Regions from separate parts of the Homo sapiens genome. Here region 2 is linked to region 1. A link is an interaction called in ENCODE POLR2A ChIA-PET data of the cell type or tissue named here. Cell type or tissue: K562. All regions are shown on one strand. Each heading gives the region's core, and the rest is flanking DNA. Links, peaks and the distances in the headings are about the cores only. Region 1 holds the start of CYP27B1 (cytochrome P450 family 27 subfamily B member 1). Region 2 holds the start of KIF5A (kinesin family member 5A).

Region 1 (8,323 bases), core at 185-8,184:
TACCTGCAGCTCGTGTAGCCTCGACAGCCCCCCCTTGCAGAAAAGTTCGGCCAGAAAGCTGGGCGTAGAGGGGCCTGGGATGTCTGCCAAGCTCCGGCGTGCTGAGTGGTACTCTCGGTAGCCTAGGGAGGCGCCCAACTCGGGCGCCCAGCGGACGCGATGGAACACTCTGGAGGCGTACTTGAGGGTCTGGGTCATGGTCTGGTTCAGGGTGCTCGCGAAAGAAAGCGCTTCTCCTGAGCATCATATCTCAACCCCTATTTAACCTTTGGGTGAGGTGATGACGCCCCCTCTCCAAGCTCCTCAGCCAATCCCTCCTCCTGAGTGGTCTGTGCTGGGGATTAGCACCCAGGAACAGTAGGCGGGGCTGGGGCTGACTTCACAACTCCCTTGGGTCTCATGTTGCAATGACCCTCATGGGAGGGAGGGCCTAAGATTTTCCTCCTGGGAGAGTGCCTTTGTCTAGGAGCCTCAAAGTCTCATCCTAGGAAAGGCTATAAGGCTTTTTAGTAGGGACTAGGTGACCAAGCTACACTAGTCAGTCTCTGATATTCCCACTTCTACCAGTGAGCCCAGCCCCTTTAGGCCCATCCTCAGGAATTCCCCATCTTTCAGCTCCTCCAGGAAGGGAAGCAGGGGAGGCACAGCTGTAACTGTCCCCACATTCTTGGCTTAGTGGGTTGTATCTTCTCTGCATTATTTTCCTGCACTAGCCACACCTCCCCCTCCTCCTGTACCTAACATATACTGGGCAGATGGCAGGTGGGTTAATGGGCTAAAATGGCTCCTAGAACCTCCATCTTTCTTTCTTGAGGATAAGGGGGTCTCTTGGGTATACAAGCCCCCTCCTTCCAGACATGGGAATTTGGGGCTTGAGAAGCAGAAATGAAACTTTTTGTACATTAGTTAAGTTCAGAGATTGTCTGTGGGGTGTTAGAGGAGCTAAATGGATGTGGATGTTCTAATTCCCCAGCTGACTCGGTCTCCTCTGGGGGGCTTTCTGGTTAGCAGCTCCTTTCTACTTTTAGCCTCAGAATCCTGTGGTGGCTCATGCCTATAATCCCAGCACTTTGGGAGGCTGAGGCAGGAGGATGGCATGAGGCCAGGAGGTTGAGACAAGCTTGAGCAACATAGCAAGACTGTCTCTACAGAAGAAGTTTAAAAATTAGGCTGGGCACGGCAGCTCATGACTGTAATCCCAACACTTTGGGAGGCTAAGGTGGGCAGACTGCTTGAGCTCAGGAGTCTGAGACCAGCCTGGGCAACATAGTGGAACTGTCTCTACAAAAAATACAAAAATTAGCCAGGCATGGTGGCGTATGCCTGTAGTGCCTTGAGAGGCTGAGGTGGATTACATGAGCCCGGGAGGTCAAGGCTGCAGTGAGTTATGATTGTACCACTGCACTCCAGCCTAGGCAACAGAGAGAGGGCCTGTCTCTAAAAAAAATTAAAATAAAAGAATCTCCCACAGTTTACCTCTCTGCTCCTTACTCCCTCATTCCCCACTGCAACTCTATCAGGCTCTGTGCCAGTCAGCTAGCTCTGAAGTTCTGGAATTGAAGGTCAATGTGAAAAAGGAGAGGGTCTCCACCCCCACACCTTCCCAAGGACTCTCCAGAGACAACACTTAGGGAACACAGATTCCCCAGGTCAAGTCTTACGCAGGGAGAGGACAGGAGGATGGTAGAAGGCATATGATACATACTCCACCCTTTCCTGAGAAATGGCAGAATAGGCATGTGTACACATATACATGTTATCCCAGGATCCACAAAGCAAACAGAAGTGGTAATTGAGCCTAGCAAGCAGTTTAGATGGACTACATTCCTCATTCCAGCTGAGGAGAGATCTCACAAGGAGAAAGGAGTGCTAAGGAAGAGCAAGACCCCACAGCCTTCCAAAGATCCCCTATGGTCCAAAGTCCTTTGACCATCTCAGTCAGCTGCTTTGTTTTCTGTTGGCAGTGGAGGGACAAGGTGAGAGGAGCCAGGGGTAGTCATGAACACCAGTGGGTTCTGCCCTGGGCAGCTCCCCACCTTCTTTAAGAGAGTACTGTGTCTCAGCTCCAGCAGTCTCAACTGGGAAGACCCAGGACTCCTGCTCTTTTCTCTAATCCCTGGGAGACGAGGTCCAGCTAAGGTAGAGTAAGCAGTCAGTGACCAGGCAGGCTGGTTTGGGAGGTCACTGCCTGGAGGACGGGATCTTGTATTCTTCGGAAGATGGCTGGGAAATTCTTCCCTCCATTACGTAGAACTTTCTTCCCCTCCTCAGTTGAGGTGCCTAGATGTCCCACAACGGGGTCTTCACTCTGGGAGAAGGAAGGGTCCAATAAGTCCTTGCCCACTGTTCAGACTGCCCCTGGCCCTTAGACACCTATCCCATCCTCCTGGCACTGAGTTAAGTCCAAATACAGAACCACTCTGGAAAGGGCCTCCACCTCCTCTAGGTCCCCTACTCACCAGGTCCTCCAGAGGCACACGCTCAAACAGTGGGTGCTCTTCGAAATGAGTGCACATCCAGTCGTGTAGCTCCAGCACATCGGTTATGGTATACACCAGCCCCTGCATAGGCAAAATCACCCTAGACAGGAGGCTGCATGCAACGTCAGCAGCCAGATGAAGGAAGTGGTGGTGTGAGTCCCTAAATGCACCCCCACTGAATTCTTAGTGAAGGGCCCCTGAGTAGGCCACTCACCCCATCATCCCTCCGATCCCAACTCACCCCAACTCTTAGCACGTAGGCATATTCTGCTAGCAGGGTGGGACTGATGATTCGCCACTTGTGCTTTGTCCGCTTGAAATGTGGGTCGGGGAAGAGGAAGAACATCTTTGTCAGCTGTGAGACAGACACACACCAACAGGGTTGTGAGAGCCTGGCCTCCATGCCCCCACCTGCCTACCAGCCTAACCCACCAGGGCCCCTCCCCACCTGGCCCTTGTAGAAGAAGTTAGGAAGGTGCTTCATGGCATTGCTACGGAGACAGGCGATGTTCTGGAAGCCACCTGCAGGAGCTGCGCGTAGGGCCCGAATCCGGTCTTGTACATAGTCTGAGACCTTCACCCGGATCTCCAGACCCAGAATAAGTGTGTCTGGGAACAGCGGTGACAGTTCCACTGCACACAGAAATAGCAATGGAATCATCAACCATATACTTGTAGGAAGTGCAAAGGGGTCAACACAGGAAAGGAAGCCTCAACCTGCAACTACCAAAGTCCAGAACGGCAAGAGAGGACAGAGATACATATATGGATAGTTTTATGCTCAAGAGGCGGGGGGAGAAATGAAAATTGTCACCAGGACCAGAATGGGAGGGCTGAGGATACATGTATATTTGCCATTGCTTTAGAGTTTTCCACAGTGTTTTCACACATTGTGTTATTTCATCCTTATAACACTCTGTGGTAAATTGTGAAGATAAGGAAACTGAGGGTCAGATATGCCGAAGATCATAGAGTTAAGAAGGGGCAGAACTGGAACTTATTTATTTGAGATGGAGTCTTGCTCTGTCACCCAGGCTGGAGTGCAGTGGCACAATCTTGGCTCACTGCAATCTCTGCCTCCCAGGTTCAAGTAATTCTCCTGCCTCAGCCTCCTGAGTAGCTGGTCTTGAACTCCTGGCCTCAAGTGGTCCACCTGCCTCAGCCTCCCAAAGTGTTGGGATTACAGGTGTGAGCCACTGTGCCCAGGCAGAACTGGACCTTAAACCAAGGTTTTCTGCCTCTATGTACCATGCTCTTCTTCTCTATCAGGCTGTTATCTGTTTGGGAAGATCTAAAAATAGGGAGTGGCTTGGCATGCATGGGTGGGACAATACAGACAATACAAGAGGAACCCAAAAAACAGGAGAGTGGGGCAGAAGGAATGAGATCTGGCGAGGGAGGGGCAAAGGGGAGGGGAGATGGTAGAATCTCTGAGAAAAGACAGTTCAGGATCACTGGCCACAACGGCTAATCTCTGATGCTTGTGCTGACCAGCTCACTGACCCGGAACCTGGCAGATGAAATGGCTCATGTAGGGATTGACGCCAGAAAGGACAACCCAGGTTTTAAGAAGCATTTGAGGCAGCCCCCTCCACTCTCCAGGGCAAAGGTCACAGACCCAGAGTAGAGGGTAGGTGGAGCCTCTCCATGCTGATGTCACCAGTGTCTGGACGAAAGGGGAAAGGCCAATTATGACCCCCCACAAAAGTTGCTGAGGCAGCAGAAGCTACTAGGCCTCTTCTCACCCCAAAAAGAGGGCCTGAGTGTTACCTAACAGGCCACCATAGCCACAGCCTATGTCTGCAAACTCCACTTGGGCCTGAGCTCTCTTTTCTTTCTTATCCTTTGGGTCATCGTGGCTCTGATTTTGAGTGAGTGGAGCGAAGAACTCTGGGTATAGCTCAGACCAGTCCATCTCCTCTGGCTTCACAGGGCTATTGGAAAGAAGACATAAGAAGCATGAGAAGGTTGGTCACACCATTGCAGAAGTGGTACTGTGAGAGTGTGTGGGTGGGTGAGGGTGGGAGGTAAAAGGGAGGAGGGTTTCTCAAAAATTCTGTAACACTGGGCCCTGTGGCCTCTAAGAGGGACAATGGAAACCACCCTTAACTCCCAGTGTGAATCATAGGACCATCATGAGGCCCATAAACGCTGACCTGCCCAACTCCACTTCTGGCGGTTGATGTGACCCTGGCCGGGTAACTGCCCTTTCTGGGGCACAAGTTCCCCTTCTCCCGAGACTGGCTGCCTAATGCACTGGGATCCTACTTTGTGTTTGTGCTCTGCGGGGAGGGAAGGTAAGGTAAGGTGCGGGCAGGATTGTGTATATGTTTGCCTTTTTATTAAATCCAACAAACAAAAGCAAAAGATGGAAACGACATTCTGCCTCTATCACTTCAGTCTCAGTAACAATTTATTTCTCTTCCCAAACTTAGCACCGCTACCCAGACTTAGGCCCGAACGCCACGCCCACTCTCAACCCGCCAACTCCTCTCTCGGTCGAATCTCCCGGTCCCACCCCCAAAAACTGACGTCACCCATCTGATCCTCCCGGGTCTACCCCAAATCCTCCCAGCAGTTGCAGCACAACTGCTCTCCCGGCTGCTTTGAGAATCCCGCCCTCCTCTCTCTCCCTCTGCCCACTCCTCACTAGCGCAGCGTGTGGTCCGCCATGGGGTTGGAGTGAGCACGTTGCCGGTAGTAGCGCTTCTGGGGCGGTGGGGCCTCTGCTCCGGCCACGTTCCGAGTCTCGGCTGCCATGATCCCAGTCCGGGGTTTCTCTACCAAATCCACGTGGAGGCGCAGGCCAGAGGCGCAAGTTAATGACGCAGCCATGCGCGTTGGTGGCAGTTCCCGCCCCTTAAAGACCCAAGAGCAAATTCAGCTGGGCTGGGCTGGGCTGGGCTGGGCTAGGTGGGGAGGGCTGTAAGGAGCGAGTGCTGGAGGGAACCTCCGCACCGTTAGCCTCCAACTGGGAGGGCGAGGCCAGGCCCAGGGACCCAACGTTTTCTCTTAGCTTGCTTCTGCCTGGTCTGGGTTACCATCCTGGTTGCAGGCACCTGTGCACCCCACAGGTGAGAGGGGTCTAGAGACCTCGCCTTCTACAGTGGCATCAGTCCTCGCTCCTGTCCCCTTACTCCTGGTCTCGGACCAGTCCGCCCGGTCTGACTCTTGTGGTCCCGTGTGGGTTTCGTCGAGTGTGCGCTCGGGGCCGGGGCGGGAGGGGCAGCTCCTCATTCCACCTCCAGGAAATCGAACTGGAGGAAGGAGGGCAAACTCAGGGAGGCGGGGCTCGTTCCACAGGGACACCACGACGGCTCGCGGCCCCCAGCCTCTACCCCGCTCCGGATCCGGGATCTGAGCGCCGGCCGCGGTGCCCAGGCACTCCCTTGGCGGGCCGGATGGCGGACCCCGGCCCAGATCCCGAATCTGAGTCGGAATCGGTGTTCCCGCGGGAGGTCGGGCTCTTTGCAGACTCTTACTCGGAGAAGAGCCAGTTCTGTTTCTGTGGGCATGTGCTGACCATCACGCAGAACTTTGGGTCCCGCCTCGGGGTGGCGGCGCGCGTGTGGGACGCGGTGAGGAATGGGCTGCGCCGGGTGAGGGTCCGTGGGAGGTCCAGATCCCGGACTCCGCCTCTCCCATATGGAGCCATCCTCACGACTGTCTTTTTCTCTGTCTTTTCTCCCGTAGGCCCTGAGCCTGTGCAATTATTTCGAGAGTCAAAATGTGGATTTCCGAGGCAAGAAGGTGATCGAACTGGGTGCGGGGACAGGCATCGTGGGGATCTTGGCAGCGCTGCAGGGTGCGTGAGCTGGCTTTTTACGGGAGAGAGTGGGGACCCAGGGGCGCGGAGAAATGGTCACTTCGTGGATCTTTGGGGGAGAGGGGAGAACTTTGGGCCCAGTCTAACCCCTTCTTTTTAACAAATTTTTTTTTAAAATTTGTTTTTGTTTTTATTTTGGCGTCTGCTTCTGCGTGCCAGACAGCGCGAATTGCCTGTCAAAGCACCTAGGGTGGGTGATTGGGGAGGGCAGGAAATAAAACTCAGGCAGGCCTATAAGAAGGAGTTGTTTCTATCGTGTTGCTTTTTTTTTGTTTTTAATTTTTTTTGTTTTTTTGAGACGGAGTCTCACTGTGTCGCCCAGGCTGGAGTGCAGTGGCTGCTATCCCCACTAACTGCAACCGCTGCCTCCCGGGTTCAAGCAATTCTCATGCCTCAGCCTCCGAAGTAGCTGGAATTACAGGCTTGCGCTACCATACCCGGCTACTTTTTGTATTTTTAGTAGAAGACGTTTCACCATGTTGGCCAGGCTGGTCTCGAACTCCTGACCTCAGGTGATCCATCTGCCTCGCGAGGCGCCTGGGATTACAGGCGTGAGCCACGACACCCAGCCTTGTGTTACTCTTTGTGATTTTATGGAGAATACTGTCACTTAAAAGCGCCTTGGCTTTGGACATGGTCTTCTGTCAAGATGCACATATGGGGGTACTCTGTAGGGAGACTTGCAGACATTAAACTTCGTGAGTGCTTTATAACTTTATTATGAATATATTTCAGATTCCTTAGGTTTTTATTGCTAAGAGAAACAAGCTTATGAGTTTCCAAGGGTTAGGATGTGTTTTGTAGGAAGCGGGGTAGGAATTAGACACTGCAGACTTGGAAAAGGAAAAGGTAAGGAAAAATTTGCTTCTCTTTTGTCAAGAAGCAAAAACTACAGAGGAAACAGTTTCACAAATTATAATCTAATGGGCAGAAAAAACCTCAAACTGAAAGCACTCGTTTAAAAATTCTTACAATGTCATCTCCCTAGGAATGTAAATTAACATGTCTTTGTTCATAGGGACAGAACTAGGTCATATTAAGGGAAGCCTAGCCGGGCGCAGTGGCTCACACCTGTAATCCCAGCCCTTTGGGAGGCCAAGGTGGGTGGATCACCTGAGGTCAGGAGTTTGAGACCAGCCTGACCAACATGGTGAAACCCCATCTCTACTAAAAATACAAAATTAGCCGAGCATGATGGCTTATGCCTGTAATCTCAGCTACTTGGGAGGCTGAGACAGGAGAATCGCTTGAACCCGGGAGGTGAAGGTTGCAGTGAACTGAGATCGCACCATTGCACTCCAGCCTGGGCAACAAGAGTGAAACTCTGTCTCAAAAATAAAAAAAGGGAAATCTTCCCAGAGGCAGGCATTCATTCTTCTATTCATTCAACCAAAATGTATTTCAAGTCCCCTATGTACCAAGAATCATGCTAGGTATTGGGGATTCAACAATAAATAAGACAGATTTTCTCTCCCCAAGGAGCTTATGGTCTAGTGAGGGAGACAGAGGACGATGTCATAGAACAAGAACTCTGGCGAGGTATGCGTGGAGCCTGTGGACATGCTCTATCCATGTCTACCATGACTCCCTGGGAATCCATCAAGGGAAGCTCTGTCAGGTGAGGAGGAGGTGAACAGTGTGAACACAGCAGGCTCAGAAACACTGGAGGGTGCCGGCCGGGCTCGGTGGCTCATGCCTATAATCCCGGCACTTTGGGAGGCCGAGGCAGGCGGATTACCTGAGGTCAGGAGTTTGAGACCAGCCTGACCAACATGGAGAAACCCCATCTCTACTAAAAATACAACATTAGCCGGGTGTGGTGGTGCATGCCTGTAATCCCAGCTACTTGGGGGGCTGAGAAAGGAGAATTGCTTGAACCCGGGAGGCGGAGGTTGCAGTGAGCCAAGATTGCACCGTTGCACTCCAGCCTGAGCAACAAGAGTGAAACGCCATCTCAAAAAAAAAAAAAAAAAAAAAAAAAAAGAAACAGTGGAGGGTGCCAACAGCAGTTTTTGCA
Region 2 (8,323 bases), core at 83-8,082, 220 kb before region 1:
ACACAAAAATAAGTATTGTATCTGCTTTTGAATTCCCATAACCCAGAATGGGAGTTTATCTTCCCTGAAACTGGGGACCTGGTGTGTACGTTGGGGAGACAGTATAGTGCACCTTTGGATGTGGAAGGGGAAGGGAGTAGCCAGAACCTCCCACGACACCCAACTTCATAGGAGTACAGGCAGGGGTCCCCCCAGAAAGCTGAGTGGGTTGGGAGTCCAGCTTCCGTGCATGTGGGGCATGGGATGGGCGTAGGGGGAGAATGAGAAGTGTGATCCCAGTTTGGAGAGAGGACTGTGACGGGTTGGGGGATGCCCTGGAATAAAGGGAGAGGGAGATCTGTTGACCCTTTTCGCTACACAGGCGACAGGCCCACCTCAGTCCCCTTATCCCTTCCAGGGGGTGGAGTCTGAGGGAGGGACAAACAGGTCGGGGGTATAGGGGTGGGATGCAGTGAGTTGGGTGGGGAAGGGTCGAGGGCAAGGTTATCTCCGAACGTTAGGGGTGGGGGAGGGAGGAGAGGAGCGGTGAGGTTCCACCCTTCGGGGGTCGACGTCGAGCCAGCGTCCCCAGTGGAGGGAGCCCCGCCCCCGCTCCTCCATCGCGGCCCCGCCCAGGCCCGCAGCGCGGCGCTGCAGCGCGAGGGGCGGAGAGGCAGAGAGCCCGAAAGGACCAGACGCCCAGGTCGCCCGCATCCCGCTGCCGCAGGAGAGAGACAGCGCGCCCCGGCCCTGCTCCCCAGGCTTCGCCCGGGCGCCCTCAACTCTGTCCCCAGAGACTGAGCACCTGTCCTCCGCCTCGGCCTCTGCTGAGAGCCCTCTCCTCTGGAGCACACACCACCCCTGCAGCCCAAGAAGAGTCCCAGCCCCACGCCGGCTACCACCATGGCGGAGACCAACAACGAATGTAGCATCAAGGTGCTCTGCCGATTCCGGCCCCTGAACCAGGCTGAGATTCTGCGGGGAGACAAGTTCATCCCCATTTTCCAAGGGGACGACAGCGTCGTTATTGGGGTGAGTGTCGCCCAGGAGGGAATTCGGGGAGGGGGCAGGTGGCTGAATCTCCCCGCCCCCCGCAGAGCCTTAGTCTCTGCTGGTCCCTTTGCTCCCCCTCCCCGCCGCTCATCCTTCATCCTCTTCCCCGCAGCCCCTCCTCTCCCCTGCATCAGGATGGCTGGGTGTGGCCTGGCCAGGCCAGCGGCCGAGTCTCTGCAGAGTGGCAGGGGGCTGCTTTCCTACCTTCGGGAGATCCAACTCCCCTTTGCTGCTGTCTGCAGCGTCTCCACCCGTTAGAACCAGTCCCATGTTTTTCTGATGTTTTCCCCTTCTCCACCACCCGCTCCCCAAGAGAAAGCGCATCTTCCCTTTGTTATTGGCTCAGATCTCTACCCCCACCTCCCGGAAGGTAAGGCGGAAGACTTTTGGGTGGATTAGATGGGAGGTGAGCAGTCCAGGGTCTCTGCAGAGTGTGGATGGAAGTGGGCTCTAAGACCAAACCTTCCATCATTCCCTAAAGTAGTTATAGCCTGGATTTTTGTGTGTGTGTTGTGGGGAGTAGGTCTGATGCAGGGTTTACTGGGAAAGAAATCATTGATGCCACACCCAATCTTGGGGGGAGCCTCTGGAATCCTAAGGTCAGGTCTGCCTTTTGGTCCCAGGTACAGTAGGAAGAGGGTTTCAGATTCCCCAACTGACCCCCCTAAAGAAAAATGCCCAAACCCTGAGATCCTAGTCAGTACCTGCTTATTCATCCTTTCTCTTGAGGATCCAATAGAAAGTAGCCATCCAGCTCTACCTCATCATGACAGCCCTACCCAAGGAGGATATCTTAAGGGAACTAATATTAACAGTGGGCCTGTTACTCTACGTATATTATTTAACCCCCAAAACAACATTCAGAAGTAGTATCAATATTTCCATTTTACAGATGCAGAAATTGAGGCCCAAAGAACTTGAATAACTTTCTCAAGGTCATGCTATTCATCCATGGATCTGAACCTAAATCTGTGACTGCAAACCTCCCATCTCTTCTATCACATTGCCTACCCAGGTTTCTGTTCTGCACCTTTATCTGTAATGGCCCAAAGGGAAATTCTAGGCCTTGCCCACTCCCCCTGAGGTTGGTAGGGACCTCAGGCTGTGTGTGGGGAGAAAAGATCTGGGGTCGAGTCCTGTAGGGCTTGAGGGGTGCTGGGCCAGGAAACAAAAACTAGCTTGAGGAGGGAGGGGCATGTACGAGGGCAGTCAAGGTCAGAGGTGCTTCTTATGTATCTTTATCCACAGTGCTTGGCACAGAGCACCTGGACACAGGCTTGTTAAAGGAATGAAGGAAAGAAGGGGAGGAAGCCTGGGCCTTCTGAGTCAGTGAGAATGGGACTTTGAATAAACATGCTTCGGGGGAGACCTGCTTACCAGTCCCCAAGGGCCCCAGTCTGTCACCACCTTGCACCCTTACCCACACTGTTAACTCAAATGGATGCTTTTGGTCTCTCTCTCTCTCTCTCTCTCTCTCTCTCTCTCTGTGTATGTATTTGCCACATGGAGAGGGCCTCTGTTTCTTTTTGCTTCAGGGACCTCGCTGGCCCTGCAGTCTGTTCAGTCTGGCTGGGCTAAAAACAAAACAAAACAAAACAAAACAACCACAAAACAACTCCTGGATCAACTCTGGAGGACCCCTCTCAGAGTGTCCTGGATAGCCAGCATTAGTTGTGAGAGTTGGAGCTTCAGATCCCCCTGAGACATAAAGGCTGAGAAACAGGAGGAGGGTGATGATGGGGGCAAAACTTTTAGGCCCAATTTCCTTGCTCTGGGAGGTTTTTCCAGTAAGACTGAACCAACTCCTTTAGGCTCTCTGGGCCATCCTAGTATAGTGGGATGGGGCAGGGGGTGATGTTGGTAAGAGGGGTGTGGTGTCGATCTGTTGTTAGCCCAGCTAAACAGGAGAGACACACAGTGGGAGGTGGGCAAGGAGGAAAGATGAATAGAAGCCCCAGGCCCCCTGCCAATTCAGATTCCATCTCAGCTCCACAGCTGGATCTTCCTTGTCTGTTTTGCCTGATATCTGTAGGGCTGTACCTTTGTCTTGCTCGTATCTTCCCTCACCCTAGCCCTCCCTGTCAATCTCTCACTTGAAGATAAATGCTTACGGGGGGGCCATTTTGTCTTAGGCAACATCCTTGGAGTTTGCTTTTTCAGACTTAATATTCATTCATCATTTAGGGAATGAGGGCTACAGGAGACATGATTTTTAGGAGACCCTTGAGGGTCCCAACAAGGGAAGGAAATTCCTACTCCTTTTTCTCTTTTCCCCTCTAGCTCTTTTTGGAGCCCACCAGGTCGGGAGCTGGCTTAGGAATTAATGGGGGAGGCTGCTTCAGGATGTCTAGGAAGGTGCGGGAAGAGTGAAGGTGGGAGAGATAATCTTTCCCAATGCAGCCCCTACTCCTTCCTGTGACTGCTCTCCCCTTCGCCTCTGCAGCACTGCGGCCAGCGCTGAGCTTCAGAGTCCCTTCTGTTCGTGGGCTTTGTTCTGCTTGTTAGAGGGTAGGAGAATAAGCTGGAGAGACAGCTCTGTGTGCCTTTTTTCTCCCCTACTCCTCTGACTTCTTCCAGGAACCTGGGGGATGGGGCTTAGCCAAAGTTAATGGCCTGAGTCATAGCAGAAGGGTGTCTGGGTCACCGTCTGTGTGTGGTGCCCATCTTGTTTTGCTTTTGCACACTCAGAATCCAGTGTGACTTTTTCGCCAGACCCATTTAAGTGTCTGTCTTCCTCTGCCTTGGTCTTTCTCAGCAGTGTCCCAGTGCCTGCTGTCTGGACTGCTGCATCTGTACCAGATGTGGGAGGGATGACAGTGAAGAAACACATACATACACACACACACTCTTTCTCTTTCCCCTTCATTCAAGTGTACACAGCTACCTCCCTCAGGTCTCCCAATGGTTAAGTGGGTTCTTAATGCAAGAAACTAGGACCATTGTGTACCTCACTTGGCAAAGCTAGGTTGGGACCTGCAGGGTTATTGGAGCAGAATCAGTATTGTTTGGGGTGGCCTGGGATTTGATATCTGAAGTGGGGAGCAGGGCTGTCCTTTGCTTTGGGGGAGTCTCATAAAGAAAAATGGAGACGAGAAGTAACGTTCATTGTGGCCAGTGTCTCTCCAGCATTACCATGGCAACAATCCCCACGGGTGTCACTATGGAAATCAGGCCTGGCACTTGAAGTTCAGCTTATACCAAGTGCTTTACTGAGGGTTGAACAGGTTGGTCATCTTTGGACCCCTGATCTTAAACCCCCAGCCCCAATTAGCTTCAGTCAGCACACATGATAGAAAAGTACAGAAAGGTGCTGGGATACACAAATGGAAGAGGAGACACCAGGGAGGCTCGGAGTGTGATTAAATTAAAAGAGAACAAAGAACCCTGGACTGTGGGACTCTGAAGAGAGGCCCTTCAGAGAAGGCTATAAGGAGCACTTAGACTGCTGGGGGTGGGAGAGAGATTGGATTTCGGCGACATTTCTAAGAGGAGGAGGGACTCTGTGACTATTTCTCATTAACAACTCACAGAGTCTTCGATTACCTGGAGGTAGAGAGGGTGGGTGGCAGAATTACATACTTCTGAAAATGGGATTGAGGTTGGAAAAAGGGAGTGATGAAAGGCTTTAGTTCTGTCTGGAAATACTTGGAAAAATGCCCAAATGTGAGGAGGGGGGATATGGAGTAGGGGAAGAAAAAGCCTTGATAAGGCTCTGACACAGTGTTGGCATTTCAGTTCTTGGATCACTTTGCAGTGTGGGTCTGGAATCAGATTGCTTGAATTTGAAACTGTGCTCTACCATTTCTCAGCCATGTGACTGTGGGGAAGCTACCTGACCTCTTTGAGCCTGTTTCGTCATCTATAAAGTGGTAATAATAATAGTATCTATGTCCTAGGATTACTGTGAACATTAAATGAGATAATGCATATAAACTGCTTTGTAACATGGCAGGCACACAGTAAACCCTCAATAAGAGTTAGATATTATCACTATTTTATATGCTATCTCCCCACAAGCTAGCTTTGACAAAATTGGGAAGTGGGTAACACTTTTCCTTTTTACTAATTGTTTCATGCAAACCTCCAGATCCCAAGTATCTTCTTGCTCCCTTCCTTGTCAATATCTATGTTTAGTCAACAAATATTTATGAAGAGCATCTGTCATAGTCCTCTATATGTTGCTATAAAGGAATACCCCAGGCTGGGTAATTTATAAAGAAAAGAGATATATTTGGCTAACAGTTCTGCAGGCTGTACAAGAAGCATGGCACCAGCATCTGCTCTGATGAGGGCCTCAGGAAGCTTCCAGTCATGGTGGGAGGCAAAGAGGGAGCAGGAATCACATGGCGAGAGAGGGAAAAAGAGGGAGAGCAAGAGGTGCCAAGCTCTTTTTAACAGCCAGCTCTCACATGAACTCATAAAGCGATAACTCACTCATTACCATGGGGAAGGCACCAAGCCACTCATCAGGGATTTACCTCCTTGAGCCAAGCACTTCCCACCATGCCCCACCTCCAACAATGGGGATCAAATGTCAACATGAGATTTGGAGGGGACAAACATCCAAACTACATCAGCATCCTATAGGCCAGGGACTGTGTTTGGTGTTGGGGATTTAAAGGGAATCCCTGCCTTCAAGAAAATCTGGATCAAGGTTGTGATCCATAGCCCATGGAGTGGCCTGCGCAGAGGCAGGGGAGAGGAACATCAGATATGGCTTTTGCTAACTATCTATATACTCCCCCAGATTCTGATAAGGAACCTCCCACAACATACTACAGTCTGATTCAGAGTATTGTGTGTTATGAGAGCTGTAAATAATGGTGGTGCTTCCCATGTCTATGGGCAGGAAAAGTGGAAGACCACTGGTCTAGTTATTTTCATGAAAAGATCACTTTTCTCTAGGCACATTGCCCATGGGTTAGCCCTGCTGTACAAGGAGCAGTAATGAAAAAAAAATCAGGCAAAATTAATTCATCCTGAGTATAATCAATAGAAAATTAAAAGAAATGTACAAAACTTAGCCGAGCATGGTGGTGGCTGCCTGTAGTCCCAGCTACTCAGGAGGCTGATGCAGGAGAATTGCTTGAACCTGGGAGGCGGAGGTTGCAGTGAGCCGAGATCTTGCCACTGCACTCCAGCCTGGGCAACAGAGCAAGACTCCGTCTCAAAAATAAATAAATAAATAAAAATTAAAAAAACAAATTGGCTGGGCACGGTGGCTCACGCCTATAATCTCAGCACTTTGGGAGACAGAGGCGGGTGGATAACAAGGTCAGGAGTTCGACACCAGCATGGCCAACATGGTGAAACCCTGTCTGTACTGAAAATATAAAAATTAGCCGGGCGTGGTGGTGGGCGCCTGTAATCCCAGCTACTCGGAAGGCTGAGGCAGGAGAATCGCTTGAACCTGGGAGGCGAAGGTTGCAGTGAGCCAAGATCATGCTGCTGCACTCCAGCCTGGGCGAAAGAGTGAAACTCTATCTCAAAAAAAAAAAAAAAAGAAAAAGAAAGAAAGAAAAAAAAGAAAAAACAAATTTACATTTTAAAAGGAATAAACAACTTAAAGACATAAAGAGCCAGGCTTGGAATTTTAGAGCCCAGCCAAGAATACAGAAGTAGGTAGCAGGCCTTCCCAGAACTCCTGAAATCATATCTCATGTCACATGGCTTTCCCTGCTCAGGAGATTACTAAATGCACCAATTTTTAGCTCTTGGGTATCTTTTTTTTTTTTCAGACGGAGTCTCGCTCTGTCACCCAGGCTGGAGTGCAGTGGCGCGATCTCGGCTCACTGGAAACTCCGCCTTCCGGGTTCACGCCATTCTTCTGCCTCAGCCTCCCAAGCAGCTGGGACTACAGGCGCCTGCCACCACGCCCGGCTAATTTTTTGTATTTTTAGTGGAGACGGGGTTTCACCGTGTTAGCCAGGATGGTCTCGATCTCCTGACCTCGTGATCCACCCGCCTCGGCCTCCCAAAGTGCTGGGATTACAGATGTGAGCCACCGCGCCCAGCCCACTCTTGGGTATCTTTTAGACTCAGATCTGAGAATCTCTTCCTTCTTCCCTCTCTGCTCTTTTCTTTCTTCCCAGCCTAGACTGATGTAAAGGGGTTCCTGATGAAAAGGGGCTATAATTGGCTTCAGCATTTGGAGAGCGCTCTCCATTTTAATGCGTCTGTGGAGCCTTCTAGATCCTGTAACTGGGAATGTTTTGAGGGAGTGTGTGTGGGGGCTGGGGTGGGGTGGTTGGTGTGTTGGTGCCCATGTGTTTGTGGGGGGAGGGGAGGGGCAAGATTGGCTTGAGAGTTACATTTAATCCCCTTTGGCTGGGTGCCTGGCTTCATGAAGCATGGATAGAGATTGTTGGTGGGAAAGAGATGAGAAAGCCAGTCTCATCTTTTCACATTTTTCTGCCTGTTTTATATTCTGGCTGCACTGGCAGTTGATTAAATGATGCCCACCCAGATTAAGGGTGGATCTGCCTTTCCCAGTCCACTGACTCATATGTTAATATCCTTTGGCAACACCCTCACAGACACACCCAGGATCAATACTTTGCATCATTCAGTCCAGTCAAGTTGACACTCAGTATTAACCATCACAATTCCACCCCTCATCAACTTGAACCCATACACATCTCCTGAGATCGTACAAATCTTCAAATAAGGACAATAATAAGGTCATAATTATGCGCCTAATATAATACAACTATCCTTCGTACAACCGGAAATGCACCAATCCCCAACCCAAATGCTATTATATAAAGTTAACATACTTAAATGCTGATACGAAGTCAATAAGTCTTATGTCACATAATAAAGGAAAAAGGAAATTAAAAAAAAAAAGATGAGAGGCATTGGCTTGAGATAGACATATTTTGCTTGTTTCTGTTTCTTGGCCACTGGGTGGGAGAAACATTGAGGTAGATTACAATTTAAAATTAATTACAATTCAAAATTAAGGTAGATTTTTCTTTAATAATATTAAAAATAATGTAATTACAACACTAATACATTTTAATTGTTAACAAAGTTCAAGACAAAGGAAAGGACACCGAAGAAGCTAAAAATCACCCAATATCTTACCACCCCAAAGAAGCACTGTTATTAATAATAATTTGATGTATTTTTCCAGTGTTTTTTCTACATATATACATATGTTAATTTTAATAAGATTATATATCATAAACTATATATTGTTTTGTAACCTTTTTTCTCAAACAAAATATTATTACTATTTTGCCATTGTTAAATATTTTTACATAACTTTATTATTTTACAATTTTTCTGT

What was found. Peaks named below come from ENCODE experiments on the same cell type or tissue, not always from the same donor. Only the 100,000 strongest peaks of a DNase experiment are listed, where the experiment ranks them.
Region 2: POLR2A ChIA-PET joins it to region 1 with 6 read pairs; 4 of 35 experiments call an interaction of 5 or more read pairs at or near these places.

The regions. Positions count from the first base shown.
Region 1 is chr12:57,766,844-57,775,166 of GRCh38, forward strand. CYP27B1 (cytochrome P450 family 27 subfamily B member 1) reads right to left here and starts at 235. Exons shown (of 9, transcript NM_000785.4): 1 at 4-235. The coding sequence starts at 198. It overlaps METTL1 (methyltransferase 1, tRNA methylguanosine), which reads right to left and starts at 5,262. Exons shown (of 6, transcript NM_005371.6): 1 at 5,131-5,262; 2 at 4,251-4,414; 3 at 2,929-3,113; 4 at 2,722-2,835; 5 at 2,460-2,561; 6 at 1,628-2,308. The coding sequence starts at 5,240. The coding sequence ends at 2,153. EEF1AKMT3 (EEF1A lysine methyltransferase 3) reads left to right here and starts at 5,771. Exons shown (of 3, transcript NM_015433.3): 1 at 5,771-6,058; 2 at 6,174-6,285. The coding sequence starts at 5,882. RefSeq lists enhancers at 4,121-5,320, 5,006-5,295, 5,426-5,935. In K562, for the core only: no CTCF peak of the experiment used is centred there; DNase peaks (open chromatin) are centred at 348, 5,008, 5,338, 5,698 and 1 weaker place; H3K4me3 peaks cover 2,734 bases.
Region 2 is chr12:57,549,390-57,557,712 of GRCh38, forward strand. It overlaps KIF5A (kinesin family member 5A), which reads left to right and starts at 655. Exons shown (of 29, transcript NM_004984.4): 1 at 655-1,011. The coding sequence starts at 883. RefSeq lists a silencer at 382-721 and an enhancer at 990-1,582. In K562, for the core only: a CTCF peak has its summit at 648; DNase peaks (open chromatin) are centred at 622, 3,112, 3,642 and 4,152; H3K4me3 peaks cover 2,804 bases.